Regions from separate parts of the Mus musculus genome. Here region 1 is linked to region 2. A link is a loop called in an ENCODE intact Hi-C map of the cell type or tissue named here. Cell type or tissue: heart. All regions are shown on one strand.

Region 1 (8,000 bases), 440 kb after region 2:
CCAAACCTCTGGGTGAAAAAACAAAGAGAGACCAAGCAGCAGAAGAGAAGAACATCTCAGCCCTTCCAGTTTCTAGAAAGTCCTAGTGAAGTAGCCGGGACTTTTTCTCTACCTCTAAAGCAAAGAGGTGACTTTGCTGACCCTTGGCTGTGGGAAATGGTGGCTGGAATACGGAGTGCCTCAAGGCACTTGGCTGCTATATATAAGGAAGAGGCTCATTCTTTGCCCCTTCTTCCACATGCAGGCTATGTTTGCCTCTAGAAGTGCCAAAATGTGGGACATCACTCATGAGAAAGCACTTTACAAGCAAGCACCGGCCTGTTCTGAGGGCAAGGTGCTAGCTTTAACCTTGCTCTGGATTTTAACCCTTTCTGCCAGCCATGGAGAGAAAACCAAGGATAAGAAAGGAAACGCAAAGAAAAGGTGGCTCAGAGGTGAGCCAGGCAGGGATGGCTGTCTGAGTCTTACGGAACAGGTCGATTGCTAAGTGCAGTATCTGCCTGCTGGAACCGAGGTCTGGGGGAACCTCTATGTGGCAAGCATGCATTGGTATGTGGCTGCAGTCCTTAGAACTTACTGTGTTTAACGGAGAGCCGGAGGACTCACCTGAACAGACTTGGTGAACAATCATTTGCTCCTGAGCCAAAGAGTGGCTAGAGTACCCATGCTTGGTTTGAGCAGGACCAAGATTAGGTGCTGTCCCTCCAACCCAGGCATCTCTAAAAAGGAGCCCAATTGCTTCATGTTCTGAAAAGACATCAGGTGACCCCCAAGGTGTACCTACTAACACCGTTTAGTCGATCCCTGCCAAGACAGCACATAGAGATGCAGAAGAGCATACTCTTTCCTTTTCTAAAAGGCAAGGTCTTTCTGTCGTGGCTAGCCTGGAACTCAAGAGATGGATGTGTCTCTGCTGGGCTTAAAGTCATATGCCACCGCAGCCCACTTACTTGTTTCTTCTTTAAGGACATTTAAGATCTCCCCCTGCAGACAACGGGGAGGAGGCAGTGAAGGCAGTAGCAACACTAGGCTCAACTGTCTGTTGTCCCCACTGCCACCCCATAGTGGCAGATCATCTTCCACTGCCACCGGTGACCCCTGCACCCACAATAGGAAAAATATTGCTTCCAGAGACTAGGAAGAGATGAAACCTCTCAAACACTGGCAGTCCCTTCTTTGGGATTAAGTTCTTTCCCTAGGCCCTTCTGGCCACCACCCTACGGGCAGTTATGTGGGCAGCAGCCAAAGATTGAACAGGTCCATCTGTAGCACTGCACCCACAATAGGAAGCTTAGGTGGCACATGGGTAGCCTGGTCCCAGTCAGTGTCCATTCTCTTTGGCTCTCACCCTCACCCACCCTGTGTCCCTGGGCAGGTGGCTGAATCTCTCCAACCTTGGTCCCCCTCTGTAAATATTTGGCCCTGTGTTTTCTAGAGACTTTGGCTGCACTCTGGACTTGAGTTTTGCCTGGCAATCGCTGGAGCCCGTTAACCCCATCCAACAGCATCTGACTCCACTAAACACGCTGTTCAGAATGGTGATGCGGTCTCCTATCTATCATGGGTGGGGAGCTGACGAGGGAGATACAGAGGGGCCAGACCAGGAGGGGGAAAACACAACTGATGTGGATTTCACCCAAGCCCAAAGCTAGCGCCAGCCCTTCCTGGGGTTGCTCCAAAAGCAGACTGAGTCACAGCAGCACCACGCTCTGGGTGTCAAGGAAGGGAGGGGAAAGACGTTCCTATTTTAGAATGTTGGGGGGAGGGCCTATGTGGGGGTGGGAAATGAAAAGAAAATGCTTTCCCGGATATGCAATGCAGGGCGGGTCCTCCTGGGCTGCTTTCCCAGATGAGCAAGGGACCCTCAAATTGCTCCCAGGTCCTGAGCCATTTAGCATCTATCTGAGGTGTGGGGTTAGAGGTGTGTGAGCCAGGCTGCCCAGGTGCACACTCCAAACCACAACCACTGGCTCTGTGGGTGTCGCCACCCACAACCCCAAATTTTACATTAGTAAAAGACTAAAGTCAGGGAGCAGGCGCGGAGGAGACGGACGATGGCCATGCTCACACAGACCTGACCTTCCCAGCATACAGAACCTTTCTAGTTTCTTCCTGAAGCTCCAGGGTCACGGCAGAGAGCCATCGGGATAGGGAATAAACTTGACCCTCAGTGGCAGCGGAGGGAGAAAGGAGGAGGGGCGGCCCCCTCTCCATGCCTCTGCAGAGCCTGATGTGAGGAGTCTGCAACAAAGGGATTGTCTTTCCCAGCACTCGCTCCCTGCTCAGAGCTCACTAGCCCCTTCTGCCCCTCCTTACAGCTCCCTGCCAAGGTCCCAGCAGGGAGAGGTAGCAGACCTGGCCAGAAACCCCCTCAGGCCTTCCAGAAACTGCCAGTTCTCCCCTTGGGCAGCCACCCTCCCCAAAGACCCTAGTTAACCCCTGGAACCCTGCGTTCTCACGGGAACTTCCAGAGTTCCGCTGCGGGAGCCTTCACTACTCCTTTGGTCTTCATCATCAAATTTCAAACAAAAATAAACTTTTGAGTGGGTTCAGGCGGAATTTGAGCCCTCAAGGGACATGCTCCCGAGCTTACCGGTAGAGTTAGGACTGCAAACCCTACCTTCACTTTGAGCTTCCTTCGGTCAGACTGTACCTCTGGACTCTCCCCTAAGCTGAGAGCTGAGTGTGGTGGTATACTGTAAAATAGGACAGGCACGGAGCCCTGGGTAGGGCAGACCCCAAGAGTCTACTAAAAGTGGGTTGCTGGGCATCCATCCTCTACCCGAGGCAGAATCCCAGCTATGGGGATCAGATTTACCACCGCTCCCAACCCAAGGACAGGGATGGCTATTTCCCCCTCCCTTCTACAGGAATGGCCAGAGACTCCCTTCCCTGCCTTTTGTTCTTTCCGATTACCTCAGGCTGCGCCAGATAAACTAGTCAGTGAACTATATCTGCATCCAAAGCGCACTGGGGTGAATTTGGAAGCAAGAGGTCCTTGAAAAGGAGGTGGACCCAGCACCAGCACCCAGAACTTAGGAAGAAAGCCAGCACTCCTTTTCACATCCCATCCCCCTCCACCACCACCCCGCCCCGCCCCGCCCCGCCCCCACCTAACACTTGATCCAGCCTAACAGAGTTCTGTCCCCCACTGGGGAATCCACACAACCTAGAGAGGAATCCTAAATAAATGGCCCATGTCAATCAAGGCCGTAGTAGTACTCGGCTAAGTAGTGGAGTACTTAGTTTCCACTAAGGCTTTGTATAAACTAAACACATTTGCTACAGAAAGTAACAAGTTATACAAAAGGCTATCCTTAGGAAACACAAAGAAACTTTTTAAGGAAGTAAGGCGCAACATGCAAGGGTCCTGAAATCTGCATGCACGCTTCTTGTAGACTGTGCAGAGCCTGGACGTCCTGGGAAGGCTGGGGGGCTGGGATGGGCAGGAGAGCCAGATTCATGGTCTTTACAAGGAACAATAAGAATTCCAGGTCTGCTACTCAGCCTTGGAACTCAAAGCACCCCAAAACAAAGCCATATAGATGGGGACCCACGAATTTTTGTGGCTGTTCAGAGCTTAATTACTCTTTCTTGATCCATGGGACTAGACACGACACCGCCAAGGTTAAAATGCCCCAACAGCGCCAAGCAGATGTGAGCGAGCTGGCAGACGCGCAAATGAGGCCTGCCTGAGAGCACGATACCAAGTGACTAATACATTGCATATCGTTGAAAGAAAATTATTTTTCTCTAATTTGCATTTGCTTGGGGGGAAAAAAAGCCAACAGAGTCCCTCCTTACAAGCATGAGTCTAATCCTGGAAATACAGCCCGGCTGCTTTAAGGGAGCTGGAAGGAAGGAAAGACTGCCAGTGTTTTGGCGTTACAGGCTTGTTTATCTTTCCGCCTTTCCTCCAAGGCGAAACTCGTTTTGCAAGCAACATTCCTACAGAAAATGGCACACGTCATAAAAAGAGACCAATTTATAGAACTGGCACCGAAGTTCATGTATCACTCCAGAAGCATCTCCCAGCTCCCCGAGGGGAATATGTAGAAAGAAGTCCTACCTGGGGGGTGGGGAGTTTCTAGACTCAGACAGCCTGTCGGCTGGCCACACAAGGGCCAAAGTAACCCAGAAGGAGGCTGTAGAATTAAGTCAGCCTGAAAAGGTTTTCCATAGCCCGGGAACAGCCTTTCTATATCCTGGGAAGGCTCCTTTCGACCTCGGGACTCCTGAGGAGTTGGGGTGACCCTTTCCTCCCAGCTTGCCCCAGGCCACCCAAGAGACTGACCCAAGTTCTAGACTATATCTATGCATCCTATGCGATGCATCACCAGGATTGGACAGAGTGCTGGTCCTCACCATCACCTTTCTCCTGCTCTCCTATCACAGCACCCTAGTGCCCAGCGGGTGGTGCCTCTTCTACCAGGCCTTTGGAGGCTGTAGCTGAAGGCCGGTGTGCTCTGCCAGGGGGAGCTTATGAGACCGTGTGGCTCCAAGTCAACCTGCACCCCTTTCCCGGAAAATGCAAACGCCTTTGGATCCTGAACCCACACACTTGCATTTCCACCCTGAAGAACAGTGGCCAGAACACAGCCGCGCCTCTCTCTAACTTATCTGAATAGAGCCATTGCAAAGGAAGAACAGCCTTCAGAGCCTGCGGGATCCCCAGAAGGCCTTCACTTAATTCTTCCCGACAAGCTTTATTTGGGGCTGCTGGTTGTTTTCCCGAATCTTGCAAACTCTGCCGCAAGCAGCTGAGGACCCAGGTTCATGGATCTTGGCCAAACCCCTCTAGACAGTGACACTCCGGGCCCCACCCCCACCTTCCCCAGGCCTTCTCCTGACACCTCGGTCTAACAAGATCCCTCAACCACAACATATAAACCCTCCCACACCCCTACCCCACCCTTTGGGCAGTCCTTAAGGTGCATGCTGGGGATGTGACTGGTGACGGGATGTGACCCAGCTTTCTCTCATCCGAAAGCGCCAGCCACAAAGTGGTGGCCACCTCTGCAGCTCCTCCACGGGGCCTGCCTGCATAGTGCGCGCTTTGTGTGAGTGCTGAGGAGGCGCAGCGCGGCTCGCGCGCCAACAGCTGTCACATTATTTGCACTCGCTGTAAACAGCCTTCACATTCCCCCCTTACCACATAGTTAAAGCCAGACTAACAATCCACAGTTAGAGATCAAACCAACAACAGCAGCATTGTGTCTGCCTTCGCCTTCGCACCAAGACCAGCAGCTGGCAGCTTTCTCCGGAACAAGGGACCCTGGCTCCCCCCCACACCCCACCCCTCCGGGCTCTATCCAAGGCCAGCCAAGGAAGCGTGCGTTTCTCGGTGCAGTTTGTTAAGCCCAAGAGCACCGCCATTTCGCAGTGATTTCGCTGTGGTTTATCAGCCCTCTCCCAGAGTTTGTGCCTCTGGTAGAGTCTGGAGGCGCTGGATGGGAAGAGATGGCTGCTCACGCTACTTGGCCACTGGACAAAGTGGGTAGGCTGGGGCTGTGATAGAGAGGCCTGCAGCCCCCCGAGGTTGTCACAGAGGCTGGACATGTCTGCAGTTCTGTGCAGGGCCACAGAGGTCCGCCTCTGGTCTTTCAGAAATTGCCCAACTCATTGAATACTTACTGGTCGCCCCACTGATCAAAATGTCTCCTTTATGCTTTTTGGTTAAGTTGAACATTTCCATAATCGTCATTATTAGCGCAAATTACACGCCTAATCGGTCCTTAAATAGATTTTAATTAAATAATCATACAAGGCTCATTTTATGACTTAAGAAAGGCATTACTTTTCGTTAGAAACTTTCCACCAGGATATAGAATAACGACAGACAAATACTCATTCTTTGAAGATCACTAATAACCAAGGGGCAGAGTAGCCAGGAGTAGACCCTGATTTACCTTCCACGTAGACTATGGGAGCAGACACATTCTAGAAGCCCAAAAACACTCCTAGGATAGGAAGGGAGCTCTCTCCTCAGTACTACTTTTGGCTCCTTGCTGGCCAGTAGAGATAGACTGCCTGTCCATCGGGAGATCTCTAGTGGGTTTGTAGACCACTTTCCCCCACCCCCACCCATCTTCCACCCAGGCACTGTGGAAAGCGGGCAGTCTGGGCTTGTTAAATGCTGTGTAAAATGCTGTTAATAAAATAATAAATACAAAGGAAGGAGACTGCTGGGTCCATGGATGTTTTGACTGGAAATGCCTTGGCACTTGTCATGTGTTTATGGGAGGGCAGACAACTCCAAGGATTTACATAGTTTGAACACTTTTGTACTTCATTTATCCTTTCCTAAAAATGACGTAGGTCTCAAGCTATTTCAAGTTTGCATTTGTACAGAACTGTGAAATGCCTAGGAGTTTCTCCAATTAAATCAAGTTTGTTTTTTTTTTTTTTTAAATCAGACTCAAAGCTGGAACACACTCTTGCCCGTCCGTCCGTCTCCACCCTCAGCCTCTCGGAGACTGGAGAAAACAAACAGACCCTCCAAAACAACCCTGGGTCCTCGAGCTCCGCACCTCTGCCCCCTCATGAGGGGGCCCCCTTCAAAGGTTACAGAGCCTTCAGATTCCAGGCAGCTGGGCTCCACGCTGCAGCCACCACCAGTCAGGAGCACCCTGCCCATATACTACCTCTAACTAGTGAGCTAAATCAGGGGGTGGGGTGGAGGTGTGGGGGGGGGTGCTGGCCTGGTAAAATCCACTGCTCCACTGTTCACAAACCAACGTCAGCAAAGGCCGCAAGGCTTTCTTCAGAGGGACCAGAGATTCATGCCTACTGAAGCTCTTTCAGCACAAAGGCTTTTAGGGAAAGAAGGGGGGGAGCTCCTGTTTCAGAGCAGGCATCCCCTGAGAGTCAAGAACCAAGTGTAGCTTCAATCAAAAGCTGACTTCCCCTCTGGGAGTCGAAGAGGGAACCTGATCACAGTAGCTTACTACCGGCCTGGATCCATACAGGTCTGGTTTTCTTCTCGTGCTAGTAATTTCTTTTAAATACATATCGATATAAAAGAAGCAGTCTCTGGCTGACTTTATTGAAAACCACAGTGAGCCTTCATAACATCCGGACCTAATCCCTATCACGCCACAGCACCTCTGGCTGCTGTAGCAGCCATTCCTGCACCTCTTCCAGCTAGGTCCTCTCCAGCAGCCCTGTCCCCTCCTCTGAAATAATGACTGGAAAACGTGCCAAATGGCACCTAGATACCAGTTCTGGAATCAATTCTGACCTATATAATGATCCCACTTAAGGGGGGGGGGGGATCCAAGTCGTTGCATATGGAATCCCTTAAAGGCATAAGGCAAAGAACTCTAAACAAAGAGAGGAGCCCCTATAGGCCCAACCAGAGGAATGTCCCTGGAGGGGGCAGCTAACCTGCATGCATCCTTGGTCCCTGGGACACTGCAGAGCTAAGGAGCAACTTATAGAAACATGACCAGTCATTCAGGGCAATTATTAACCCTCTGGGCCTACTATGTGCCAAACAGTGTCTTTGATCCTAAAGGTAGATAATTATTCCCAGTCATACAAATGAAGAAACATACAGAGGCTCAGAGGCCATAAATAACTTGCCCCCAAGGTCACACAGCTAGTAAAAATGGGCCATGGTCAAACTCAGTCCTGGAGTTGCAGGAGAGGAGCCAATTATTGGCCTAATTGTGTCACTTGAAATCCCCACTTTCACATATTGTCTTCACCTCAGGTAAGTGCAGAAGACATCTTAAGGCTTTGTGTGTCAACTGCAAGAGCCAGCACATGAAACTTAGGTAATTCATCCAGTAGGAAGCCAGAGCCCACTTTCCCCTAAACATCACTGCAATCTCTAAGGTCACTGAAATGGAGATTTCACAATCTCCCACTACATACTACAAATCTCTCACAATGAGATGCCCTGCTTGGAGGGCCAAACATCAGTAAGTAGTAGGTGGCCTGGACTCTCTGTTCTCAGGGGAAATGCTGACTTCTGGACTGGTCCTATGATTGAGATG
Region 2 (8,000 bases):
AAGGCTGACAGCTGGAGTTCAATCCCTAAGACCCACGTCCTGGAAGAAGCAAAGTCGTCCTTTGACTTCCACATTCGCTTCATGGTACTTGCCTATATCTGTGCACACGCATGTACATGCATCTAAAAATTTAATGATATAGAGATGAAGTCTATGTTCTGTAACCACTCCTACCTCCATGGATAGGATGCTGCACAACTGCCCTTGACACAAGTAATTACAGCTCTTAAGAGTCTGATGCAGGAAGATCTTGAGTGCTAGGCCAATCTGGGCTACGAAGAGATCCTGTCCCCAAAAAAAAAGAAAAAAAGAAAAAAAAGGTGGGGGGCACTAAAAGAAAAGGAAACTGACACTGTGTAACCTGACTCTGTCTGTCATCACTCATCCTTGGAACCCAATCACCATTTCAAGACGAAGCCTGGGCTACCAAAGAGGTCAGCTAAGTGCTCAGCTGGCAACTAGACTCAACTACTGGATGCTATGACTGCCGAGGCTTTCTAATGGCTCCAGCCCTCAGACTCTGAGCCTTCCCGGTGACACTCCAAGCACCCTAAAGCAGAGACAAGCCGTTTCTGCTGGGTTCTGTCTCCGTTGCCAGCGAGCAGAGTCTGCAAGGATTTTAATAAATGGTTTCAGGCTGCTAAGTTTGAAAGTAATTTGTCTTACAGTAGTACCTGAAACACCCAGAGTGTGGCCAGAAACAGTCGCACTTTATTGAAAGAGAGCACAGCTGCAATGCATGCTGGGGCAGGAGGTTGAGAACTGGGTTGGTTAATCTTCTTTGTCAACTTGACCGGATTTAGAATCACCATGGCAACACACCTCTGGGCGTGTTTGTGAAAGTGTTTTCAGAGAGGTTTAATTTGAATCGGGGGTGGGGGGTGTGTGGGGGGAGTGAGGGGGAGACCATCCTGAAGGTAGGTGGGTCCAGGACTGAGCAAAACAGAAAAAGTAAGCTGGACAACTGCACTCATCACACCCTGCTTCCTGTAGCACAGGGACCAATTTCGTTTTCCACCATCCACGACATCCCACCATGATGGTCTTGGACCCTCACGTCGTGGGAGAAAGTGAGCCTCTCCTTCCTTTACATCGCTTAATTCAGGTATCTTCTCACAGCAACAGGACAAAAAAAACAAAAAAACAAAAAACAAAAAAACAAAACAAAAAACAACAACAACAACAAACACTAATCATCAAAGGTGTGGAGCCATAAGCACTTGGCACCACCCTTCTGTGAATTCTAGCACAGCTCAGGAAACACCAGCTGAACTCACACTGTCAGCCAAGTGTCTGGCAGCTGCTCAGTAGATCTCCATTAGGTTTTTCTAGACTTATCAGTGTCTTGGAGAACTTTTCGGATGAAGAGTCAAATAAAACGCAAAGCTTTAAAAGTACCGAGTTTGACATTAAATAGGTGTTAAAATATGCATCGCCCCTATTACCTTTCAGCTCTGGAGAACTCCAATCACGACAATAATTAATATAATGGCTTGATTTATTGCTACTCCTCCTCTGGATTATATTTATTTGTTTTTTTTTTCTTTAATGCTGGAATCATGCAAACAGGCTGACTAAGGTAAAAGGCCGTGGGGGATGTTCTACCAGGAGCAGGGAGGGAGGGGACGAAACTAAAGATAGAAAGAGAAAAAAAAAAACACATGCAAATACAATTTATAAAATTAGCAACATACAGGGAAAGAGATTATCTGCATACTTGAAAAAATACACTGGCTCCAGGCAAGCTTAGGAATGAGGTCATGTAACAGTTTGAAAGAACCCAAAGGTTGAGTAGTGGTCAGAGGGTGCACTCAACTGGACTACCTTTCTTGTCCAGAACCTGCCAATGGTGCATAGAAAGAATACTAGTATTGGCCTTGAGAGCTTGGGTCACATGATGGGGAAATGGAAGGTGCCTACCCACCCATGTGCAGTCATCCACAAACACTCCCCGCCATGCACCAGAAGAAGGCACCCATTTGTCTACACAAAATACCTTTGGGTCAACCTACTGGCTGAGTCCCCTGGTGAAAGTGGAGCAGAGAAGCATGGCAAACGGGCCTTTCCCGGAGAAAGCAAATCCACAGAGGCAGGGGAGGAGAAATCATAAGTAGGAAGGAGAGAACTCTGAAATAGCTGATGTGTCCTGTCCCCACTGTATGCCTCTCCCCCCAGCATCCTTTTTTTTTATCTAGGGCAAGCATATGAAGGAGATTTTTGTAATCCCCAGATTACATACAAGATCATGGAAGCTGTACCTTTAATTTCTCAAGACCACAGAAAGTAGAAAACAAAATCAGATCTCAATTCCTAAGAATGTTTTGGGGGCCCTTCCTCACTTCGATCATAACCAGTACTACAAACAACTTAATATGTATGATGTGGCCTACCAGATTCCGAGGAGAGAGGCTAAGAGAGATAACTGGCTTTAAGTCACAACCTTTCAATCATAAACAACCCCCACCAAATTCTGCAGGCTCAGCCCAAAGAGTGTACTACAGGACACAGCACCTGGACAAGTAGGTCCATAGGAATGGGCCTAGCATAAGGAGGGGCAGACCCCTGAAGTGATGCACACAGATGAAAAACAAGCCTAAGTTGGGCCTGTGTGGATAGTAGGTCCAGGGATTCACAGCCTAATGAAGTAGATCATGAAAGCTCATTTGCTTGTTCAATAGCTCCTTCCATTCACTCAGGTCCACTTAGGGCAGAACCAAAAGAGAGCTGGGAGGGGGCCTTTTGGATTTCTCACCCAGCTTTCAAAGCCTGGGAAGATGGAGAGAACAGAGGTCTCAGGAGCCACCTTGGGAGGCAGGTGTGTCCCAGTGAGGCTAAGAGAGCACCAACAGCTGGATGAATATCCCCCATTAAACTATGGCCAGCCTGGCCAGCAGCATGGAACAGGCCTTTCTGACAGAGACGGTCATTCACAACTTCATTTGGTGAGAAAATAGCTAGCTGTGCCTAGCTGCCCAAGTGATGTCCCAGAGGCAGGGACAGCTCACTATAGGAAGCTATAGGAAGCTAGCCAAAGGACCCCACAAGAGAGTGCTTCTCAAATGATTTGTGGTGAAGGACCTGTTATTTCTTGTTAGGTTACTCCCCTCCCCGAAACTTTCACAGACAAATCTCTTGTGAAATACAACAACAAAAACAACAAAAAATGAACAACTATAGGACGGGGGATTCCATATTTTTAAACCCTAAGTTTTAATGGCCTTTGGAGTCAATAGGACATAGAATGGCTCTGACACATTGAAGTTCTAAAATGTCTTTTCTTGATTTCTGTGTTAGGTTGTCATTTACAGGGTAACAAGCTGCTGCCGAACCAGCCCAGGTCTACACAGTGTTGGAGAACCATTGCCATAGGTTAACATGGTTAGACAGAGCTTCCTAGGCCTAACCAGTTATCCAAAACAGGCAAGGATGTCACTGACATAGGACATCCCAGGTAAACAGGAATGTCTGACAGCCCTTTGTTGGGTGTCATAGTCTACAGATGTAGATGATTATCACATGTCTCCAAGGCACAGAGCTAGGACAGTAATAAAATCAGGCTCTCTTAAATGGGGAAGCCAAGACTCAGGGTAGGACTGGGTATTTGTCAAGTTTACAGGGAGGTTATGAACTAAGATCTTCCTTAATATCAGTGAGCTCCCCCACCAACTTCCTCATTCTAGTGAGGATGCCATCGTGTACATGAGTGTCCCCAAGGGACATGTTCTCCCTTCAGGGGCTCCTCTTCTCTGCAGTTGCTGACAATGTCTCTGGGCATCATTCGAATTCCTTGGAACTGCCTTTAACTGCCTTCTTCATCCTAGTTTTCCTGTAAAAAATAAGAGTTGGAACCTCTCCAAAAAGAGACCCAGGACCCCCAAGCGAGAGAACTCTCTGGTTAGCAACAAGAACCAACAAACCTATCTTGGATATTTCCTCCCACCGGCCAGTGACTTGTACCTTCTAGAATAGGGAAGGGTATCTGGGATCTGGACCCAAGTCCTCACAACATCCATGACTCACCATCTCACTCTGCTTCTCTTAACTCAGTCAGGACAAGGGGAGGGCTGTGCAACTCTCTTTCCCAGCCAAGGAAGTCACCTAGGAGCCAACACTGGGAACCAGACAGACCCACAAGCTCCTGGCCTGGCAGTTGCCAGCAACGGAAAATCCTGCTAGGGCCACTTCTGTCTCTGCCAGCAGATGTCACTGCAGTCTGACCTCAGGTTACCAAAAGGGCATCACTAATTTTGGCTTTGCAGCCCTAGAAAACCAGACACTAAGTTTCTTGGCCCTTTTGCTGTTTTCTTCTGGCTTGCTGACTGCAAAAAAGACCTGTTTTGTCCCTCTGTTTTACCATCTGTGAAATGGACATGTTCCCCTTCACTCCCTCTCTTCCCCAAAGAAAGAATTCAAGAGCTATGATATTCCAGAACTAATTAGTTCCTACCCTCCCCAGACGTCAGTTATTCCATCTATCAGAGTGCCCAGTGATAGTTCACTTGCGTTCCATCTACCAAAACAGGTAGCCAGAAACACCTCCACCTATTTCTGTTTCCATAGTAACAGAAGAGTTAAAAAAAAAAAGGAAGAAAAAGCCTCTAACAAAATAAGACACCTAAGAGGCATAAACAAAATATGTGATGGTGTGGGAGACTGTAAAGTTTTTATTGCCACCTGTTTGGAAGACCTGCATAATTCAATCCTGCTCCCGGCATTTGCGAGGGAAGCAATCACCCCAAACTTGTGGCAATAAAGCCTTTATAGCCCCCCATGCTGGCACACCCACTTTCGAGGTACAAAGCCCCAGTTTGATAAACTTCCGCTTCTTGTATTTGCATAATGGAAATGGACGAGATTTTCCACTCAGGCTTCTGGGAAGCTTAGCTGGAAGCCGTCCTGGAAGCAACTCCAGCCAAAGGACCTTGGGACTCGACAGGGATGCTGAGTCCCATTTCCCTGAACCTGAGACCAGGCAGGTTCTAGTTGAAGGTCATATGCCTCCTGAGTCCTAAGTCATAACTATCATTGCAGTGCTCCGTTAGAAAGCACGCTAAGTGAGAAAGCTTGTCCAGGGTTAAGTGTAGGAAAGAAAGGTCCTAACTCAAGTAGACATCCAACGCCCCTCACTGTCAGACACACACACACACACACACACACACACACACACACCCTCTGCTCACTTTCAGGTACCCTCTCCCTCAATCTGTTGGGGACAGGTCAGGTAGTCGTGGCTGTTCTAGATGCCTCTCCTTCTCGGCAGATTACTACAACCCTGCCAGGACTCAGTGGTAAAAGTTTGAACGTGTCTGCAGAGCTTAATCAAATGCTAATTCCGTGTGGTGAAAGAATTTGCTGGAATCTGCAAGGGAGCTCCTGGCAGCAAGAAAATGCGTTGATTCACTCCCAAATCTGCTTTGCCCAAGCCGGGTGCGATTTAGAGCGTAAGCTGTATTAAATCACAAAGTGCTGTGTGGATCATACAGCCATCCTTTGTGTCGTTAATGAAGGGAAAAACAGGGCTTTATTCTGAAGCTTTGTGTATAATCAGATGCCATGTTGTAAAGCTCTGGAAAACACACCAGAAATCATAATTGGGAGGAAATAAAAGGGTTAGTCCAAAACAGCGTATGCAAATAAGGAGGAAAAAGAAACTGCCCCCAAGATTTGTGCGTTTCAAGAATCAACTTTTAATTCATGCACAGGGAGATTACAGAAGGGGAGGAGCGGCCTTTAAAATAGTATGAAAAGCTAGTTTAGATGTAAATGAGAGATAATGGGCTTTCACCAGGAAATAAGCAAGGGGGCCAAGTTTGTGCCCAGGGCTGGGGGAGGGGAAGGCAGTTTGGCTTCTGGTTGTCCTCACTGTTGCAAACATACTCAGGGTTTACAGCACGGTAAGGAAGGCAAGGTTTCGTGCCATTGGCTGTGGTTAGCTGCAGTAGGAGGAAGAAAGGTCCAGCTTGCCTGTCGTAGCTCCGGAGGTTCTGGGATCTGGCTGAGTTGGGAAGGGGGTCTCGCGGTTGTTGTTTTAGCACAAAAATAGCCTCTGTGGTGTGATCATCTCAAGGTCGCCTAGGAAAGTGGTTGGGGTTTTGACGCCTGTCGCTGTACGTTCAGCCAGAGGAGAAGGAACGCTGCGCTGAGCCCTCCCCAGCCCTAATTCACTAATGATTTGCTTATTAGTTCGGATCAGGGAGCCGGTTTCTGGAGAGATGTGAATTGCCATTGATTTAATCCTCTTCCCAGCACGCGCTCCCGGCCTAGGGTGAGGCTGGGAGGAGAGAGGGGGGGTTGTCAGCTGGTTCAAGAGCAAGTTGCTGCTTCTCCTGTCTGGCTTTGTCTGTCTCCCCGACCATCTGCTTTCAGGCAGAGAGGAGCCCGTGGGTGGAGGAGCTAAGCCCAAGAGCTCAAAACCCGGACTCTAGACCTGTGTGTCTCCGGGTAACTGACAGCTGAGCTCAGACTTCTACAGCATGTGGGCAAGATATTGTGGTAACGTCTCATTAAACTAGAACGTTGGGGACAGCACAGTTCTCACACTGTCAGTATGTGTCCTCACTTAAGCCACCCACCAGCCTCTCAGGTAGATCGCCTCTACAATTTACAAGGGAAGAAGCTGAGCCTCAATGAAGTTAAGTTAGCCTGCCTAGGGTCACACAGGCAAAACAGTGGAGGGCCAAGGTGTGCAGCTTGTGGCCAGTGTCCTCCTGCTTCACCTAACATGAGCCATCTCATCTGTGTCTCTGTAAACTGCCATCAAGAGATTTCTTTTCCTCTCAGCAGGATCTGATAGCAGAGGCCTGTAATCTCCACTACTCAGGAGGTTGAGGCAGGAGGAGTTCAAGTTCGAGACCTGCCTGGACTATAGAGTGAACCCCTGAATTAAAAGAAATGAGAGGAGGTCTAAGAACAGAGCTCAGGACAGTACAGTGCTTGCTCAGCATAGTCCAGGCCTATGTTCAATTACCCCAAAAGGCAAGCACTTTTAGCCGTTGGGCTAATTTTGTTTGTTTATAGTGCTGAGGCTTGAACCCAGGGCTCTACTATTGAGCTGCTTCCCCAGCTCCTAAGTAGGTCATCTAATGATAATAGAGGGCATGTAATCTCCTACCTACTGCCCATGGGTCAAGGAAGAGAGATCTCTTAGTGAGCGGTGCCGTTTTTTGTTGTTGTTGTTGTTTTGTTTTGTTTTGTTTTGTTTTTCCAAATATGGCAAGGTGCTCAACCCACACCCACACCGAGGAGCCTAATTCATTATATGTCCCAGCTCCATGTCTTTGCCCAGACAGTTCCTTACACTTACCCACCCCCACCCTTCTCCAAACAGCATCCCCTTAGTTTAATCCTCCCGAAAACTGATCATAATTTTGTCCCCACTCAAACCTTCAACTCTTGAAGAGTTCCCCTTCCTAACCAGCATGGGGCTCTTCACGCTCACCTGAGGACCTGTGATTCCATTTCCCATCCTCCCTTCAAGCCTTCCACGTCTTTGCTCTTCCCCTTCTACAGCATCTTTTACATCTGCCAGTTGACTAATGAGTAAAACATGGGCCTTAAGGCCAAATTAATTTGTGGTTTCTTTGAAAATTGCTGGTAGATATCTTTTCAATCCCAGCAAGCCAGGCTTTTCCAGAGTTCATTCCAATCCAGAACACTAGGAGAGGACTAAGGAGAATGAGTTTCCAAACAGTGTCTATGGTAAACTAGTTCTCAAAGTCAGTACTAAAAGAATCCAGTCATTGGTTGCTAGTGTGTGCTCTGGTGCTGCTGTAGGCATCGAAGCCACTGAGATGAATGAGACAGAGGCTCTGCCTTTCTGTACAGAATACCCTTTGTGTGTGTGTGTTGGCGGGGGCAGGTTTGGAGACAGGGTTTCTATGTGTAGCCCTGGCTGTCCTAGAACTCGCTCCATAGACCAGGCTAGCTAGCCTGGAAGTCAGAGATATGCCTGCTTCTGCCTCCCAAGTGCTGGGAGTAAAGGCGTGGACTACCATGCCGGG

The links. Peaks named below come from ENCODE experiments on the same cell type or tissue, not always from the same donor. Only the 100,000 strongest peaks of a DNase experiment are listed, where the experiment ranks them.
Region 1: it touches region 2 in a loop (2.3-fold over the local background); 9 of 42 quality-filtered maps call a loop at or near these places.

Annotation. Positions count from the first base shown.
Region 1 is chrX:12,064,369-12,072,368 of GRCm38, forward strand. All of the region lies in intron 1 of Bcor (BCL6 interacting corepressor), which reads right to left. Among named protein-coding and RNA genes, the nearest start is that of Bcor, 12 kb to the right of the region's middle. In heart, no CTCF peak of the experiment used is centred here; a DNase peak (open chromatin) is centred at 4,983; H3K4me3 peaks cover 1,327 bases; H3K27ac peaks cover 1,008 bases; H3K27me3 peaks cover 6,960 bases.
Region 2 is chrX:11,625,919-11,633,918 of GRCm38, forward strand. No RefSeq gene overlaps it. Among named protein-coding and RNA genes, the nearest start is that of Gm34187, 96 kb to the left of the region's middle. In heart, a CTCF peak has its summit at 4,191 (motif pointing right); no DNase peak of the experiment used is centred here; H3K4me3 peaks cover 866 bases; H3K27ac peaks cover 719 bases; H3K27me3 peaks cover 709 bases.